Linked DNA regions of Homo sapiens: region 2 is linked to region 1. The links are chromatin contacts, found by Hi-C or POLR2A ChIA-PET in ENCODE. All regions are on one chromosome and are shown on one strand. The core of a region is the stretch at or near the end of the contact, and the rest is flanking DNA. Distances in the headings are between cores, read along the strand shown.

Region 1 (5,380 bases), core at 994-3,493:
AAATAAATAAATAAATAAATAAAATAAAGTAAAAAATCACAACTGGCTGAGCGCGGTGACTCATGCCTATAATCCCAGCACTTTGGGAGGCCGAGGCAGGCGGATCACTTGACGTCAGGAGTTTGAGACCAGCGTGGCCAACCTGGTGAAACCCTGTCTCTACTGAAAACACAAAAATTAAAAAAAGAAAAGAAAAGAAAATACAAAAGTTAGCTAGACATGGTGGTGTGCACCTGTGATCCCAGCTACTCGGGAGACTGAGGCAGGAGAATCATTTGAACCCGGGAGGCGGAGGTTGCAGTGAGCCGAGATCGCGCCACTGCACTCCAGCCTGGGCAACAGAACAAAAAATGAAAAACCACGACCTCTGGGCAGCCACTGCTACCATGACCCTGCTGGAGCCTGCTGTGCAGTGGGAAGTAGGCGGGGTGCTCAGGTGAGGACTTGCTGGTGGAGGGAGGTGGGAATCTTTGGGCTTCAGGAAGAACCCCTGGGACACCTGCAAATTATTATGTCATGACACCCAGGAGGTCCCTTTCATGTCTTGCTAACTGTCCCACCAGCACCCCCAGGGTGGCCTCAGTTCTTTCCTGGGCTGCACCCCGTGTCTGGGAACACTGTCATGGTGAGCCAAGCCCCAGGCCCTAGGATGAGCCCCAGGGTTCATTCATTCATCCCTTCTTCCACCTGGACAACATAATGGAGAGAAAAATCAGCTGTTTCGTATCTTCAGCCCACCCCATGACTAAGCTGCTGGTCTGACCTCTGTGCAAGCTTGGGTCTGTCCTGCAAATGCAGGGATTGAGAATATGCCTTCCAGACAGATCTGCTCCAGGGATGGTGATACCGTCTCTACCAGGCAGCTGTCATCTTGTTCCCTGTTGACAAGAGACCCAGAGCCCCAGGAACAAGGTGAAAAGACTCAGGAATATGGCAAATGATGGTGCCAAGGTCTAAAAACTCCAGAAGACCCTTTCCCTCTCCCCCTAACTCCTGGTCCAGCATTTGGAGCCAGATGTACTGACTGGCAGGACACTGAGAAGCCACCCCCCACCCTGCTTCCCTTGGGGCCTCAGAGAATGCTTTGAGGAGTGGGATACACAGGACTGTTTAGGTCCCAAGTACAGAAACCCAAGTTAGCCATGTTTAAGCAGGTTAGTGAAAAAGGAATTCATTGGCTCATATTACTATAAAGACCAGGGTTGGCTGGGCACGGTGGCTCACGCCTGTAATCCCAGGACTTTGGGAGGCCGAAGTAGGCGGATCACGAGGTCAGGAGATTGAGACCATCCTGGCCAACACGGTGAAACCCCGTCTCTACTAAAAAAAAAAAAAAAAATACAAAAAATTAGCCAGGCCTGGTGGCAGGCGCCTGTAGTCCCAGCTACTCGGGAGGCTGCGTCAGGAGAATGGCGTGAACCCAGGAGGCGGAGCTTGCAGTGAGCTGAGATCGCGCCACAGCACTCCAGCCTGGGCAATGGAGCGAGACTCTGTCTCAAAAAAAAAAAAAAAAAAAAAAAAAAAAAAAGTCCAGCGTGGCTTTGGCTTCAGGCATGGCTGGTTCTAGGGTTCCTTCATTCATTAATTTAGCCCTGGACCCAGGGCTGACTCCTATTGGATGAACTGGATCATGTGCTTGCCCCTGCCCCAATCACAGTGACCAGGGAGGGAGGAAGCGTACTGACTGGCCAGGCTTGGGTGGGCAGGGGATTGGGTGAGCCCTGTAGGAGTCACCTGGAAGGAGAGTGGGGAGGGGGATTCTCTGGAGAGAAATGGAGGTGAATCATTCAGGAGAGGGAAGTGGACTCTGGGCTGGAAAGCAGGAGACTCTGCCCTAAAGGCATGATGGCATTAGTGAGACTCACTGTACCTGGCCTGGGGAGGGACTGAAGGGAGTATGGGACCCTCTCCAGGAGCCCTAGGGCCTTGGCTTCCAACAGAGTCCTGGCAGCATCCCCCGACAGCCTCAGCAGGATGAATTTTGGGGGTCCTGGGAGCCTGAAGCGTGCACTCTTGGCTAGCGGGTCCGGGATCTTCTCTTCCTGGCTGTGGGTGTTTGTTGGAGAATGTCTCAATTTCTGGCTGAGGGAGAGGGAGAGGGTGTCACTCATTGAGTGTTCATTTATTTAACCCCGTAGACTTCACTCATCCATTCATTCATTCAGTCTTTCTGTAGTGCCTGTGCAGGGCTCTGGGGACACGATGATGACTGAAGCCCTGCCTCCTGGAGCGCAGGGAAAGCCTGGATTCTTAGGGGAGGTGAGTCGGAAGAGATGGAGCTAACCCTGGATCAGGACAGGCTTACTCAGAGGAGGTGACATTGAGCTGAAGGGAGGAGGTGACCATTTGTGGGAGGTGGGGGTAGGGAAAGGGAAGAAGTGCTTTCGAGGCAGCCAATGGGCTAAGATTCCAGTGACTAAATGGGGAACAGGATGTCTAAGGAGCTGGGGGTGGAAGGGTGTGGCTGAGCCTCGGGATGGGGGTTGGGCAGGAGGTGGCAGGGCCAGGCACAGAGGGCATTGTGGTTTGGTCACGTCAGGCTATGACCAAGGAACGGAAGGTTGTGGGGTTACCAAGGCCAGAGCTGGAAGCTTCTCTGCAGCTTATGTGCTGTGTGACACTGGGAAAGTTAAATGACCTCTCTGAGCCTCACTTTCCTCATTTATAAGATATTCTCAGAATTGCTGTGTTGATTTAGGCACGTGGATAATTTAGCATAGGTACTGGTCACAGTAGGGCTTTAAGTATCGATTATTGGTGTCAATCCTTATTTTCATAATTCCCTTTTGTGTGTAGAACGGGCTGTTGCTGTATGAGGAATTTGCTGGGTCAGAGCGCCCTCTGGTGGGCGTGGGGAGCCAGTTCAGGGAAGAAAGATGAAACCAGAGGTTTTGATTTTAAAGGGCACCACCCTCCCTCCCCTTCTTATTCTGTCCCTTCCTCCCTTTCTTTCCCTTTCTTCCCTCCACATGCATTCACCAGGGTCTGATCCTGCCTAGATGGGGACTGAAACAGCCCAGGTCCTACCTTCCCGGGGGGTTTACAGCCCGGTAGGGGGAGGCAGAGGAACCCCACCTGAGTAGAGCTTAACACTGGGGAGAAGGTGGGACTGCGGGATACAGGGCTTCATAGGAACCCGACTTGTTCCCGGGGCACTGGGGAACTAGAGAAAATTTTGGAATAAGGGAGGGGGAGGGTCAAGTTTGCGATGTCATGTGGATGAATGGGACGGGTGAGGCTGAGGCTGGACCCGACGGGGAGGCCGCAGAAGGCGTGGGCTGAAAGCGTGGAATGGTGTGGGCTGAAGGCGTGCAGGGCGTGGGAGGGGGATGTTGGGGCAAAGTCCAGGACCCTAGCCCACTCCTAGTTTGGGAGAGGAGTCTCTCTCACCCTCAGGGTTCGTCCCCAGCCTGGTGATCTGCTGGGAGCTGCCAGCCACTCATCTCTTGAACTGGCCCAGGCCTGGGGCCCTGTGTCCCCAGGCAGAGCTCCCATAGTTCCCCGTTAGCCTAGAGGGTCACAGCTCCCAGTCCCCCAGTGTGGGTCCTGCCACTCATGGGCCCTGGTGGGCCTGAGAATCTAGTGGGCCTCCTGGGGTAGGCTCTGTCCCTGAATGGGCAGAAACAACCTTTCAGCTCTCACAGTGGGGTGACATAGTGGACGAGGGATGGGGGATGCTGGGTCTCTGGACGCATGCCTGGGGGTCTCCCTAGGGGGTTGATGGTTTTGGCCTTCAGGCAGAAAGAACCTGGTGGCAAAGTTCCAGAGGTTAGCGGAGCCTAGCATGGAGGCGGTGAGTGGGGCTGCAGTGTGTGTGCGTGGGGGTTATGATGAAGCTGCAGGGAGCAGATCACGCAGGGCCGTGGGGAGAGCCAGGGCTTTCTGCGGGAGGCTCTGGGAGCCCTGGGAGGTTCCGAGTAGGGAAAGGACAGGGTCAGGTTTGTGCCTTAGGAACACCCCTCTGGAAGGGCAGGACAAGAGGCTGTGAGGCCAGGTGGAGGCTGAGCCAGGAACGTGGGCAGGAGAGGCCAGGTCAGGGCTGGGTGGGGCTGGAGGGTGAGAAGGGAATGGCTGGATCTGAGAGATGTTCAGGAGGCCGACTTGGCAGAAGAAGTGAAGTGACTGCCGGGCTGTGGGGGCTGAGGGGTCGGGAGGAGTCCAGGATGAGGCTCAGTCTCAGCTGGGTGATGGGGTGGAAGGTGGACTTCCCTGGGATGGGAGCAGCCTGCTTGGGGGTTGCTGCTGAGGCTGCGTCAGAGTTCCGGGCAACAGCAGCCTTTGGGAGGGGCCCCTTACCCCCCAGGACCCCGGATCCAGGCTCTCAGGAGTCCTGGGGCTGGGCAGGCAGCCAGAGGGGCCTGGCACTGAGCTGGCACGGAGGAGAACGGCCCTGCTGGCCCAGGCCCCTCGCTGTCTGGCAGGCAGTAGAAGGCACAGAGCCCCAGGCTCCAGGGCTGTGGGAATAACAATAAGAAGAATAATGACAACTCACCTTGGCCAGGTGCGGTGGCGCATGCCTATAATCCCAGCACTTTGGGAGGCTGAGGTGGGCAGGAGGTCAGGAGTTCCAGATCAGCCTGGCCAACATGGTGAAACCTCCATCTCTACTAAAAATACAAAAATTAGCTGGGGGTGGTGTCAGGCGCCTGTAATCCCAGCCACTCAGGAGGCTGAGGAAGGAGGATTGCTTGAACCCAGAATATGGAGGTTGCAGTGAGCTAAGATTGCGCCACTACACTCCAGCCTGAGTGACAGAGTGAGACTCCATCTCAAAGTAATAATAATAATAATAATTACAGCTCATCTTAATTGAGCCCTGCGGTGGCCAGGTATGCCATGGCGTTTCATCTCCCTAGGGGCTGGGAGATGGCTAGGAACAGCCCTGTTTGTTTCATAGAGGAAGCATATTAATCAGAGTTCTCCAAAGAGACAGAATCAACAGGATATGTGTAGACAGAGATAGGAGAAGGGGTTTATTGGGCAACTGGCTCATTCAATTATGGAGGCGGAGAAGTCCTGAGGCTGTGTGCAGGCTGGAGACCCTGGGATGCAGGGAGTGTGGCTCAGAACAAGTCCGAAGGCCTCAGAACTGGGGAAGCCAACGGTGTAATTCTCAGTCCGAAGCCAAAGGCCTGAGGATTTGAGGGGCAGCTGGCGTAAGTCCTGGAGTCCAAGGCTGGGAAGCCTGGAGTTGTCGCTGCCTGCACTGGTTCCCACGGGGGACCAGGAGCTGAGCCCATGGTCCTCAGACGGGCAAGGTGTTTGATTTTAATGTAGTTATAGCTAAGGTTGATGAAGTGTGCCGGTGTGAGCAGCTTAGCTATGGACAGTTTTGGGGTGCAGAAACCAAGACTTGGAGGTTAAACATGTCCAGGGTTGC
Region 2 (5,380 bases), core at 997-3,496, 290 kb before region 1:
GCCTGGGCGACACAGCAAGACTCTGTCAAAAACAAAAACAAAAAAACAAAAAAACAAATACAAACAAACAAACAAAACCCCATCACAGTAATGATGGAAGTAGTTTTGGAGGTGGCAAAAGCTGTAGTAATCTTGGCCATAACAGCAATCAGTCTTCGAATTTTGGATCCATGAAGGGAGGAGGATTTGGAGGCAGAAGCCCTGGCCCCTATGGTGATGGAGGCCAATATTTTGCCAAAACATGAAACCAAGATGGCTATGGCAGTTCCAGCAGCCCTGGTGGCCAGGGCGGTGGCAGAAAGCTTTAGTTACTTTGGGGAAATGAAGCTTAGCCAGCAGACAGAGCCAGGGAAATGACAGGGAAGCTCAGGTTACAAACAGACTTGTGAACTCAGCCAGGCACAGGGGTGGCAGGGCCTGTCTGTTATGAAGAAGGTGTGTTTTTTGTGTTTGTTTGCTTTTTTTGAGACGGAGTCTCGCTCTGTCGCCCAGGCTGGAGTGCAGTGGCGCGATCTCGGCTCACTGCAAGCTCCACCTCCCGGGTTCACGCCATTCTCCTGCCTCAGCCTCCTGAGTAGCTGAGATTTACAGGTGCCAGCCACCACGCCCGGCTAATTTTTTTTAATATTTTTTAGTAGAGACGGGGTTTCACCGTGTTAGCCAGGATGGTCTTGATCTCCCAACCTTGTGATCCGCCTGCCTCGGCCTCCCAAAGTGCTGGGATTACAGGCATGCGCCACCGCGCCCGGCCGTGTTTGATTTGAGACAGGCTCTCACTCTGTTGACAAGGCTGGAGTGCAGTGGCATGATCACAGCTCACTGCAGTCTCAACCCCTGGGCTCAAGCAATCCTCTCACCCCAGCTTCCCGAGTAGCTGGGACCACAGGTGCGTGCCGCCATGCCTGCCTATTTTTTTTTTTTTTTTTTGAGACACAGTCTCCCTCCATCGCCCAGGCTGGAGCTCACTGCAAGCTCTGCCTCCTTAGTTCATGGGAGTCTCCTGCCTCAGCCTCCCGAGTACCTGGGATTACAGGCGTGAACCACCACATCCGGCTATTTTTAAAATATTTTTAGTCGAGATGGGGTTTCACTATGTTGGTCAGGCTGGTCTTGAACTCCTGACTTCAAATCATCCACCCACCTCAGCCTCCCAAGGTGCTGGGATTACAGGCGTGAGCCACCACCCTCGGCTCCTGATTTTTTAATATTTTTTAAAGACGAAGTTCCACTATGTTGCCTAGGCTGATCTCAAACTCCCTGGCTTAAGCAATCCTCCCGCCTTAGCCTTCCAAAGTGCTGGGATTGCAGGCATGAGCCACCATACCCAGTGGAAGATGTATTGGAGACAATACTCATGTATATGGACAAAAAACAAAAACAAAAAACTCCAGGACTGTATTTGTGACTAATCGTATAACAGGTTATTTCAGTTTCTCTTCTGTGGAAAGTGCAAAGCATTCCAACAAAGGGTTTTAATGTAGATTTTTGTTTTGCACCCATGCTGTTGATGGCTAAATATAAGTGTCTGATGATAATGTTGAATAAAAAAAAAAAAAACAAAAAAAAAACCTTAGAGGAAGTTTTGCTATAAAGGGAGAAGAGAAATAGTCGCTAGAGGGGGGAATGAGATTGGAGGGTGTTTGGTGGAGTGGATGATATCACAGCAGGTTTTTGTTTTGTTTTGTTTTGTTTTGTTTTGAGACAGATGCCCAGGCTGGAGTGCAGTTGTGCGATCTCGGCTCACCGCAACCTTTGCCTCCTGGGCTCCAGCGATTCTCCTGCCTCAGCCTCCCAACTAGCTGGGACCACAGGCGCCCGCCACCATACCCCGCTAATTTTTTGTATTTTTAGTGGAGACTGGGTTTCGCCATGTTCGTCAGGCTGGTCTCAAACTCCTGACCTCAAGTGATCCGCCCGCCTCAGCCTCCCAAAGTGCTGTGATTACAAGTGTGAGCCACCGCGCTCAGCTCAAATCATCAGTTTTATGCTGATGGGGATGATGCAACAGACAAGGGGAAACCGGAAGATGCAGGAAAGAGATGGGAGAGGGATGGAAGGCGCAGCTGGGATTATCCAAGCACACGAGAGGCATCTGGGAGGAAGGGGTGCGTGGGCGCCAAGGCAGGTGGTGGTGGTGTTGGTGTGGGGAGTTCCCAAAAGTCCCTACTCCAATGACTTCCTTCTTCTCAGTGAAATGGGAAGCAAGAGTAAGTCTCAGTCAGCTGAGAGTGACAGCCACTCAAGTTGGTGCCCTTAAGACCACGCGGGTGGTGGAGCCTGTGGAGTGGAGATCACCTGTCTTTTATTTTCTTTTAAGACATGGGGGCCAGACGTGGTAGCTCATGCCTGTAATCCAAGCACTTTGGGGGGCCGAGGCAGGCGGATCATCTGAGGTCAGCCTGGCCAGCATGGTGAAACCCCATCTCTACTAAAAATAAAAAAGTTAGCCGGGCATGGTGGTGCACGCCTGTAATCTCAGCTACTTGGGAGGCTGAAGCAGAGGCCGCAGTGAGCTGAGATCGTGCCACTGCACTCCAGCCTGCGTGACAAGAGCGAGACTCCATCTCAAAAAAAAAACAAACCAAAAAACTTAAAAATACTCTGGGGTGGCAAACGAAATGTGGTGGCTGGATGGAGCCCTCAGGCCATGTGTTTGCAACCCTGGTGCAACTGCACTAAAGCACAGGCCAGAGTCAGTTCTGGGCTTTTGAGGGGCTCCAGGGTTTAGAGAACAGAAAGTCGAAGAGGAACCTGAGAAAGCCACCAAACAAGGAAGCTTCTTGTTTTTGTTTTTGTTTCTTTTTGAGACAGACTCTCACTCTGTCTCCCAGGCTGGAGTGCAATGGCGCGATCTCGGCTCAATGCAACCTCCACCTCCCAGGTTCAAGCAATTCTCCTGCCTCAGCCTCCCAAGTAGCTGGGATTACAGGTGCCCACCACCATGCCTGGCCAATTTTTGTATTTTTAGAGACGGTGTTTCTTTTTCTTTCTTTTTTCTTTTTTTTTTGAGACAGAGTCTTTCTCTGTCGCCAGGCTGGAGTGCAGTGACGCCATCTTGGCTCACTGCAACCGCTGACTCCCTGGTTCAAGGAATTCTACTAACTCAGCCTCCTGAGTAGCTGGGATTACAGGCACGTGCCACCATGCCCAGCTAATTCTTTGAATTTTTAGTAGAGATGGGGTTTCACCATGTTGGCCAGGATGGTCTCCATCTCCTGACCTCGTGATCCGCCCACCTCGGCCTCCCAAAGTGCTGGGATTACAGGTGTGAGCCACCGTGCCTGGCGGTTTTATTTGTTTTTTGAGACAGGGTCTCACTCTGTTGCCCAGGCTGGACTGCAGTGGCACTATCATGGCTCATTTCAGCCTTGAATTCCCAGGCTTGGGTGATTCTCCCACCTCAGTCTCCTGGGTAGCTGGGATTACAGGTGTATGCCACCAAGTCTGGCTAATTTTTTGTGTTTTTTGTAGAAATGGTGGTTTCAAGGCCGGGCGCGGTGGCTCACGCCTGTAATCCCAGTACACTGGGAGGCCGAGGTGGGCAGATCATGAGGTCAGGAGATCGAGACCATCCTGGCTAACAAGGTGAAACCCCGTCTCTACTAAAAATACAAAAAAAAAAAAAAAATTAGCCAGGCGTGGTGGCGGGCGCCTGTAGTCCCAGCTACTTGGGAGGCTGAGGCAGGAGAATGGTGTGAACCCAGGAGGCAGAGCTTGCAGTGAGCCAAGATCGCGCCACTGCACTCCAGCCTGGGCAACAGAACGAGACACAGTCTCAAAAAAAAAAAAAAAAAAAGAAATGGCGGTTTCATCATGTTGCCCCGGCTGGTCTCAACCTCTTGGGCTCAAGTGATCTGCTCACCTCTGCCTCCGAAAGTGCTGGAATTACAGGTGTAAGCCACCGAGCCCAGCCTCAAGGAAGCTTCTGAACTGTTAGGGGGAGCTCCTGCTCTAGGCCCAGCAGCTTCCAAGGCTTTAAAGGCATAATCCCATTTAATCTTGTAATGACGCTGTGAAGTGGCTCTTGGTATTAGCATTGCAATTCTGAGTATTATCTCCTCTTTGTAGATAAGGAAGATCATTTGCCCAAGGACACACAATGAGCAGATGAGACTGGAACCCAGATTTCTAGAGTGCTAGACTCTGTGTCTTCCCATTCACTTTATTTTTTATTTTATTTTATTTTATTTTTTTGAGACAGAGTCTCACTCTGTTGCCTAGGCTGGAGTGCAGTGGCACGATCTCAGCTCACTGCAACCTCTGCCTCCCAGGTTCAAGTAATTCTCGTGCCTCAGCCTCCCCAGTAGCTGGGATTACAGGCGTGTGCCACTATGCCTGGCTAATTTTTGTATTTTTAGTAAAGATGGGGTTTCACCGTGTTGGTGAGGCTGGTCTCAAACTCCTGACCTCAAGTGATCTGCCCACTTTGGCCTCCCAAAGTGCTGGGATTACAAGCGTGAGCCACCGTGGCCAGCCATAAAATTTTTTTTTTATTATAAAATATCTGGGCTTTTTTTGTTTTTTGTTTTTTAGTTGGGGCCTTGCTCTGTCACTCAGGCTGGAGTGCAGTGGTGCAATCTCAGCTCACTGCAGCCTCCGCCTCCTGGGCTCAAGTGATCCTCCTGTTACGGGATCTTTGGGGTGTTGCTTTTCTGGCCAGAAACCTCTGTGGCTGCAGTGCCTTTGCCCAAGTTCTTGTCCTGTGTCCAGGAAGAATGAGGTACACAGACAAGTGAAGGGTGAAGAAGATGAATAGGAGCTTTATTTAGTCTTAGAACAGCTCAGAGGAGACCGTCAGTGGGCAGCTCCTCTCAGTAGGCAGGTCACCCCATCGAGTGTTCAGCTCTCAGCAGAGATGAGGCCCTGAAGAGGGTGGTTCCTCTCGGCAGGCAGGTCATGTAGGCGTCTCTGCAGGTCTCTGAAGCTCTCAGTAGAGAGGGTAGCTCCTCTGTGCAGGTGGTAATCCCATTGTCTCTCTGTCCTCTGCCCTCTGCCCTGCTCTGGTGGAGCCTGGGGCTTTTATGGACCTCAGAGAGGAGGAAGTACGTGCTGGTTGGTCCATGGGCTGCCATGCGTGGGCCCAGAGGAGGTACAAGTCCCCACTCTTGTCTGTGGGGTTGGCAGCCTGGCCCCCAGCCTTCAGGCCCTCCCTGGCAAGAAGGTGGGGCCTTACTAGGGACCCCCCACCAACTTCTGCCCAGGAATCCGTCTGCCTCCTGCTGCCATTCATGGCCCCAGGACTGGACCCCAACCCCGATCCCAGATCAGAGCTGGCGCTGGGAGAGAAGAGAGGCCAGGCAGCAGGAGAAGACACCCAGCAGTCTGCAGAGATTGGGGGGGCCTTCCCGGCCTCTGAGAGTGCAGGCTGCAGAGAGGCCCA

Evidence for each region. A loop is a pair of places that touch in the nucleus more often than their neighbours do. ChIA-PET counts read pairs that join two places held with the same protein, here RNA polymerase II (POLR2A). Pooled maps may share reads with other maps.
Region 2: a pooled map shows a loop between it and region 1 (4-fold over the local background). The contact joins two enhancer-like sites. A Hi-C loop is called at or near these places in 1 of 37 single-sample maps with no recorded cell type and 5 of 50 pooled maps. POLR2A ChIA-PET finds 5 or more read pairs at or near these places in 1 of 52 experiments (activated naive CD4-positive, alpha-beta T cell).

The regions. Positions count from the first base shown.
Region 1 is chr19:46,527,199-46,532,578 of GRCh38, reverse strand. It overlaps the pseudogene PPP5D1P. Among named protein-coding and RNA genes, the nearest start is that of PNMA8B, 34 kb to the right of the region's middle. RefSeq lists a silencer at 1,621-1,730. Within about 2 kb of position 2,243, at least 2 of the 41 ENCODE cell types and tissues checked have a DNase peak (open chromatin) inside an H3K27ac peak, as active enhancers do.
Region 2 is chr19:46,821,822-46,827,201 of GRCh38, reverse strand. No RefSeq gene overlaps it. Among named protein-coding and RNA genes, the nearest start is that of SNAR-E, 6.2 kb to the left of the region's middle. RefSeq lists an enhancer at 5,283-5,342. Within about 2 kb of position 2,246, at least 7 of the 41 ENCODE cell types and tissues checked have a DNase peak (open chromatin) inside an H3K27ac peak, as active enhancers do.